Linked DNA regions of Homo sapiens: regions 1 and 2 are each linked to region 3. Evidence: chromatin loops called from intact Hi-C (ENCODE). Cell type or tissue: MCF 10A. All regions are shown on one strand.

Region 1 (2,500 bases), 790 kb after region 3:
GATATAACTTTGGAAAGAACAGCTCCTAGCATGCTGTTGGGCCCTGGAAGACATGGCATATCTGACCACGGGACACCAAGTATCAGCCATTCATGATGAGCCAGGTCCTGTCACACCCACAAAGCCACACAGCTGGGCAAGTGCAGCAGTAATTGATGGAAAGATGGAAACGGTATATCCTCATCAAGGGCATAGCAAGCTATGCAAGCAGGTAGCTCAGACCCCATATTATTCATCATTATTGCATCAGTGCCTCTCTTGAGCTCACACCTATGGCCACATGGGAGGTCCCTTATGACCAGCCCATGGAGGAGGAAAATACCCAAGATTAAATCAGTAAGTCAGAGTATCATTGACCCATAAGTCAGCTGAGTTTGAGGATACAAGCCAAAAATAGCCAGTGACCGCAGTACTGCCTCATTCAGGAGCTGGCCTTGAATGACAGTGGAGAGAAGAAATCCAGGGGACAGAGCTTTGGACTATGCACACTACATACTGAAGGGGAATTGGAAATTGCTAGTATGTAAATATTATTAGCTTCACACACTTTGATTGAACTTGGGTAGACAACAATATCCCCAAATCTAGCTGAGCCTTAGAATCAACTGAGAAGCTGTTGAAGAATGTGCATACCTAAGCCCTACCCCAAAGTGACTCAAATAGATGCTCCAGGTATAGAGCTCAGAAACTGACATCTTAAATAAGATCCTTAAGTGATTCTGATTTTGCTGGTCCTTGGACTGGTACTAGGAAACATTTGTCTAAGCGATTAGCAATGCCATAACAAAAACAAAAACATTAATAATAAACGCAAACACATATAACATTATGTGCTTAATATATACTTACCTTTAAATTCTCACAACCACTCCAGGAGGTATGTATTATTATTAATCCCATTGCAGATGAGAAAATTGAAGTTAAGTGACTTACCCAAGGTTACAGAGTAAGTGAATGACAGAGCCAGTGTTTTAAATTAGTCTTACTCTAGAGTCTTTCTGCTTAACCATAATGCCATAGTGGAAAAGGCAGTCAATAAAGGAGAAGGGAGCTGAAAAATCTGTAATCCAAAAAGCACATACAGTATATAGGGCCAATTTCTGCATTTACCTAAAATGAAGACAAAGTGTTTTTCCAAATAATTTAACTTCAACAGCTGAATCTGTTTACAATAGCATGTGAGCACCACCTAGTGGCTCTGTAGGGCTGCTTGAATAGTAAGTGCTCTCTAAGTACAATCAGCTCAACAGAAAAGTTATTAAAATTTAGTAGATGCAAGTTTCCAATTCCAGAAAGACAAATTCTATGACTTCAAAAATGTTTAAAAACATAGTGAGACTATACAAATTAGGGAAAAGATCAAAACAGGTGAAGTCAAAAATAGCAATAGAACTGATTACATATTAAGGTTTGTTTTTTTTAGTGAAAATACAATAAAACATGAAAGACAAAAAGCCATATGCAAATCATTTTTAAGTTTAAATTCTGATAATGAATTTACTTCAGGTATACACTAAAAACTTTTTTTTTTTTTTTTAGATAGGGTCTCGCTCTGTTGCCCAGGCTGGAGTCTAGTGGCGCAATCTTGATTCACTGCAACCTCTAAAGTGATTCTTGTGCCTCAGCCTCCCGAGTAGCTGGGACTGCAGATGTGCACCACCATGCCCAGCTAATTTTTTTTTTTTTTTTTTTGTAGAGATGGGGTTTCACCAAGTTGCCCAGGCTGGTCTCAAACTCCCGGGCTAAAGTAATCCACCTGCCCCAGCCTCCCAAGGTGCTGGTAAAAACCTTTTGACTCATCACCTTTTCTAGGAGTGATCCTAATTCAGCATCTTCTTCCTGCCCAGGCATTAAGACACCATCTGCTCCTGCCTCTCTCCCAGGAGACCTCAAAGCAACCTAACGAGATAAAAAGGGCTGGAGATTTACAGGTCCACTTCCTGTCTTCTCTTCTTCTCTGATGTCTGTGAGGTTCATTTTCTCTCAAGATCTATTGAATCCAAATATACAGAGCCAAGGCAGGGCAACCTCAGTGACAGGCAGCATCAGTTCTGAGTACACACCATGGGGGCCAATCTGGGAGGTGAGAAGCAAAGGCTGGAAAGAAAGTAGCAAGGTCCAGGAGCAAGAGACGATGTTGAGGTCCCAAGAATCTAATTCAGAGCCAACGCCAGGACACAGCAGAGTGAGAAGACAGAGTGTGGTTCCATGAACAGAGCCTGGCCTCCATAGCCTCTGGTGAGGTGATCTTTCCAGGGCCTAGAAAGCATCAGCATTTCCTGGGTTTTTTTTGTTTTTTTTTTTTTTGAGACAGGGTCTCACTCTGTCTCCCAGGCTGGAGTACAGTGGCGCAGTCTCAGCTCACTACAGCCTCTCCCTCCTGAGTTCAAGCCATTCTACTGCCTCAGCCTCTCAAGTGGCTGGGACCACAGAGACACCCCACCATGTCTGGCTAATTTTTGTATTTTTAGTAGAGACAGGGTTTTGCCATGTTGGCCAG
Region 2 (2,500 bases), 570 kb after region 3:
CTTTATTATATTGCTCAGATAGGATCAGAATTAAAATGGAATATTTTGAGAAATGGATCTCCTGTGTCTTTGTAGCCACAAAATTTGAAGTTGAACCACTCAAGTACCCAGCAAGTGGCAGACATACCATGAGCAATAGAGTTAATACAATGATTATCTCAGATTGTGTTGTTGTTTAAAGATTCAGGAGACAAGTCCAGCTCCCCTTCCTGAGAATGAATGCAGCCTACAGGAATGAGGAACTGTGAACTTCCGGGGTATATAGTAATGGGTATATACACAGTGTACATAATAACAGCCAAATACAATGAGTTCATAACTTTTGCTTCTCACTTGTGACCCTATAGGTCAATATTTATATTTTATTTGTTTATGAATTTATTTATTACAGCATAAAAAAGTCTATCTTATTAAGCATATGCCTTAAAATGATGAATGAAGGAAAAACATAATTAATGATGGAAAAGAGAAAAGTTGTTGAGACACGTAATCTTTTGCAAGTTGAACGGGAAGAGCAAACACACGTCTGGCACTGGGATTGGCGATGGGCTTCAAGTCCGAAGCATTTTCATACTTATTCATAGGTGACCAGACCATGTGCAGAACAGAAAGACGAAGCATTAGGAGGTTCATCATCTCTGCAGCCCCATGGAAAGCGGTTACCTCTATTTCACAGATCATTGAAAACAAATCAGATCCCAGTATGGCTTAAGAACCTTGGTTTTGCTTTCACTAAAATTTCTCATACATGGTAATAAAAAGTATTTCAGAAAAAGCTCTTTCTAGACTACCTATAAAAAAGGGCTTATTTTACTACCACTGGTGCTCTCTACACTTAAAAGTTTCCCAATCACATAAGGCACAAAGTTAGGACAACATTGAAAAAGATAGTTATGTAAGCTTCACTGCGGGCAAAATAAACTTCACTTCGGGCACAATAAGCTTCACTTCAAATCAGAGACGGAAGAAAGACCCAAAGCCAGGGAAATAATTTCACCCTTGCTTAATATGCTTTTCAGATTAATCTCAGAATGACACCAAAAGGCCAAGATAAGAAATGCAGGCAGTGAATACAAGCAAAGAGCATTTAATATTAGAAGCTTACATATTGCGTAAGTGATAAAATAGTATGTATTAACAATGTTCTCAATCACCTTAATTTTTCATCATTTTGCTTGTTTGTTTAAGAACTTTCAGTTTCAAACAGAAATAAAATTAGTTTTCTCCCTTGAAAATAGGATATTCATTGCCTGGCCTGATTTTGACATCAATGTTGTAAGTAATTTGGACAACAAACATCCTCAAACACACAGTCGCTTACTAAGTACCTGTGCCACACCAGACATTGTGCTCGATGTTAGGAATTCAAAGAGGAATAAACAGGGCCTATGCCCGTGAGAGCCTGAATTCTGATAGAGACATTTTTTCCCAAGATAAAAAAAAATGAATACGTGACTTAGTTTTTTTTTTTTAATAGGCTCTGAAAATTGGATTTTTTTCCCAAATTTTCTGCAAAATGGAAACCCAGGGAAAAATGAAGACAAGGTTTTATTCAGCAGGTTAATTACATCTTATAACTATGGTAGAAGCTTCCAATTTCCCTACTGGGGTTGGTAGAAAATACACATCAAAATCTCTTACGTCCATGTATGTTCTTTAGGTTACCTCTCACTTTAGTTACTTGGTTTCTTGAAAATCCTTCAACCAGAACAATGAAATGGTCTTAAGTCTGTGTTTGATTGGGCCTTGATGGGGCAATGGAGCCCAAGGCCAAGAGCATCTGCAAAAAAGTGAAAAATGGGATCCTCATAGCCCAGCCTAGATCCCAAAGACAGAAGATCAGCTGTGGATTGAGGACCAAGCCTCCACTGATAATACAGCAGGTTCCTTGGCCCATCCTGTCCTTAACACTAAAGACAGAGTGTGAAGAACCAAATAACGTTGCAGGTATATTCCACAAACTGTTCTCTTTCACACAAATTATTCCAGGGAAAGCTCCCTACCTCAATTTATGACACTGATATAACCTAGGAACCAAAACAAGGACATTAAAAGAAAAATTTACTATAGGCTAATAATCAATCTATCTTATGACTAGAAATGCAAAAATCCTAAATAAAATATTGGTAACCTAAATCCATAAGACTTAAATAAATACATGATGGCCATGTATGATTTATCTCAGCAATACAGGATTAGGTTAACATTAGAAAAATCTCCAAATATAATTCACAGCCCATTACAGGAGAAAAGCTATATGATCACCACAATAGATGCAAAAAAAGCACAAAGGCAAAATTCAACGTCTTGCATGGTAACAAAACAAGTATCCTAAACAAGTTAAGAATGGAAAGAATTCACTTAATATGATGGATGGAATCTATCCAAATTATACAAAATAGTCAAGAATTAGAAGCATTCTCCTAAAGGCAACAAAGCAAGTCAGGAACAAAACGAGAATGCCTACTCTAGCTTCTTCTATTTAACATTGTACCAGAAG
Region 3 (2,500 bases):
ACACACACACACACACACACACACACACACACACACACAAATTAGGAAGCTAAAGGAAAACAAAGCAGAGAGAATTTCTGTATTTGGGACAAAGCAGTGGTTACTCTGCAGATGTTTATTTGTATTGTCACTTGGGAAAGCTCCCTGTATTGCCTTTCTCTAGTTCAATTCAAATCAATAGGCTAATTTACACCTGTAGGTAAAACTACACTTTGAGCACATGAGGATGCCACAATAGAAGGGGAACCAGGAGGAGACACTTCTCCTGGGGCTGACTAATGAATATTATATAGCGCGTCCTCTACCTTAGAAAGACATGCCTGTTTGAAGATGCTAAAAACAGGATAATTTTGTAAGTGGGCAAACCACTGTGGTCACACGTATTTCATTTTCCGGCCCCACTGGCTTTACCTGCTGACAACTAAAACGTCATTTTGTTTTGTAGTTCCAAGATGAAGAAAGGCTTATTTTCCTGATTTACTACCTTATTCATTTGGCTCTGCTCTGCCTACATCCGCCATAGCACTCTGCGCACGTGAAATTTCGACACATAGGGTCAAGAGAACCTGTGTGATGATGGGTTGTAAATGCCAGTCCTGGATTCTAAGCTGCAGTAGCCAGCACAGGCACTTCAGAAAGGCTGAACTCCCACAACACTCCCTCGGTTTTCCCTCATCCACTTAATTTCACACACACAAAGACCCACAACGATAGTAGCTTCCATGGCACAAGTCTTTCAAAAGGAACAGACACAATTTTTACTTACTCCTGTTTTGACTAAAGCAGGAATTGAAACTCAACAGACCGCTTTCTCTTACACTTGTGAGAAGTTAGCTGGCCACATGTTGACACTGCTAACATCTAAAAAAGAATAATAGTGCTACATCTCTTTTATGAGGCTCGTGAATCTTTAAATGTGATGCGTGTTTCATATTGCTTCTCAGTGCAAATCCCCTGTGAACATAATGAACATAATGGGCCTGTGTTGTTACCCTCCCTAATAAAGTCAAGCCTGAGTTGAACCCCAAACCAGGTTCATTTTTCTCTCCCACACTTAATATTCCCTGGAAGGGCCCTAAGAGCCGAGGGCTGTAATGTGCAGCTGCCACTGCAGAGTCGACTCACACTTAATAATGACTTAGCAATTCAAGGGGCCATACAGAATATCCTTGGGAGATTTAATTTTAGAAACTCCCCAGATGCTTTTAGCCTTAGGTGTCCAGATGCTTAGGAGAAGGGTTTGGATGAGGCAGTGAACGGCCTGAATTCTCAACTTTTCTCTTTGGGCCTAGCTCTAGCCAGATATCTATTTCTTCCAGTGGGGTCTTTGTAGGACAGGTTAGAGTGTAAAGACACTCTAAGGCTGGGGCTCGTTGAAGCCTCACTATACGCTGTCATCTTCGGGACTGAGGTTTCAACAGGGCACCAGGGGGCAGAATACAAAGGCCTGCACGCTGGCCCTGCACGGCCTTCCTGGGCGGGGTTAACAGCCACGGCAGCCGCAGCATAACTTCGCAGCTTGGTGAGGCAACAGTTGGAGCTTTTCTGGGCACCCTCCAGGTCATGACAATAAGTAAAGCCTCAGCCAGCTGCTGGTGAACTTGGCCTTACCACTTCCCTAGGAGCCCAAGACAAAAGGGCACGTCTGTCATCAATGAACCGCCTGGAGAAATACTTAATCCTAACTTAACTAGAACGGTTTAGGACTCTTTAAGTTTGTGTATTGACCCACACCCTCTGTCCTAGTTCCTGCAAGTGACTCAGACCCTGGGTTTCTGGCTTGGGGATTGTACCCAAGAGTCTGCAGTGGACTGTGGCTTTGCCAAGGAATTGGATGACAGTTTTCATTCTCGCTCATATTGGCTGCAGCTTCTAAATGCCACCATGGGTGGGGGGGCGGGGTGGGGAGAAAATGCTCAGGTGTCTTTTTTAATGGCCCTATGAAAATACTAGAAAGGGTTGACAGATGTTTACCTGCATAACCCTGTAATTAATGTATAGACTTCTGTGTGCAGTCCAATCCAATCAAAGCACCCTCTGTTAGGGATATTCATTACATGATTGCCGCATGCTATCTCTGAACTCCACATGTCTATTATAAAGTAGATTCTCTGGCCAGAAAATGGAGGCAGAGATGGACCACCCAAATTGGATGGAGTCTAAAATCCCAGGAGGACAATGCTACTGAATTTTCTCTATGTAGCGTGGATTTTCCTTATTTTCTAAATCTGTTTTCTAACAGATGTCCTATCCAGAAACTTCCATGCTATGCTGACAGTGAGGTCAGGGATGATTTTTAAATTGGGACGTAGACATCAAAGCTTCATGGGATGACTATAACCTGCTTTTGGCAAATCCAATGGTTTGAGACAGCTAGGGAGCCCTAGAAGCCCAGCTATTAAAGATGTTCTTTCCTGGACACTCATGATGGTGCCCACACAGGACACATCTCTCTTCCGCACAGGCCTCTCACTTCTTTAGATAAAGGTGCAATTCAAAT

Evidence for each region. A loop is a pair of places that touch in the nucleus more often than their neighbours do. Peaks named below come from ENCODE experiments on the same cell type or tissue, not always from the same donor. Only the 100,000 strongest peaks of a DNase experiment are listed, where the experiment ranks them.
Region 1: a loop joins it to region 3, with 12 times the contacts of the local background. A loop is called at or near these places in 21 of 110 quality-filtered maps.
Region 2: a loop joins it to region 3, with 11 times the contacts of the local background. A loop is called at or near these places in 9 of 110 quality-filtered maps.

Annotation. Positions count from the first base shown.
Region 1 is chr21:35,839,202-35,841,701 of GRCh38, forward strand. No RefSeq gene overlaps it. Among named protein-coding and RNA genes, the nearest start is that of MIR802, 120 kb to the left of the region's middle. In MCF 10A, a CTCF peak has its summit at 1,199 (motif pointing left); a DNase peak (open chromatin) is centred at 1,190.
Region 2 is chr21:35,615,302-35,617,801 of GRCh38, forward strand. No RefSeq gene overlaps it. Among named protein-coding and RNA genes, the nearest start is that of MIR802, 100 kb to the right of the region's middle. In MCF 10A, a CTCF peak has its summit at 1,026; no DNase peak of the experiment used is centred here.
Region 3 is chr21:35,049,988-35,052,487 of GRCh38, forward strand. No RefSeq gene overlaps it. Among named protein-coding and RNA genes, the nearest start is that of RUNX1, 1.9 kb to the left of the region's middle. In MCF 10A, a CTCF peak has its summit at 1,419 (motif pointing right); a DNase peak (open chromatin) is centred at 1,504.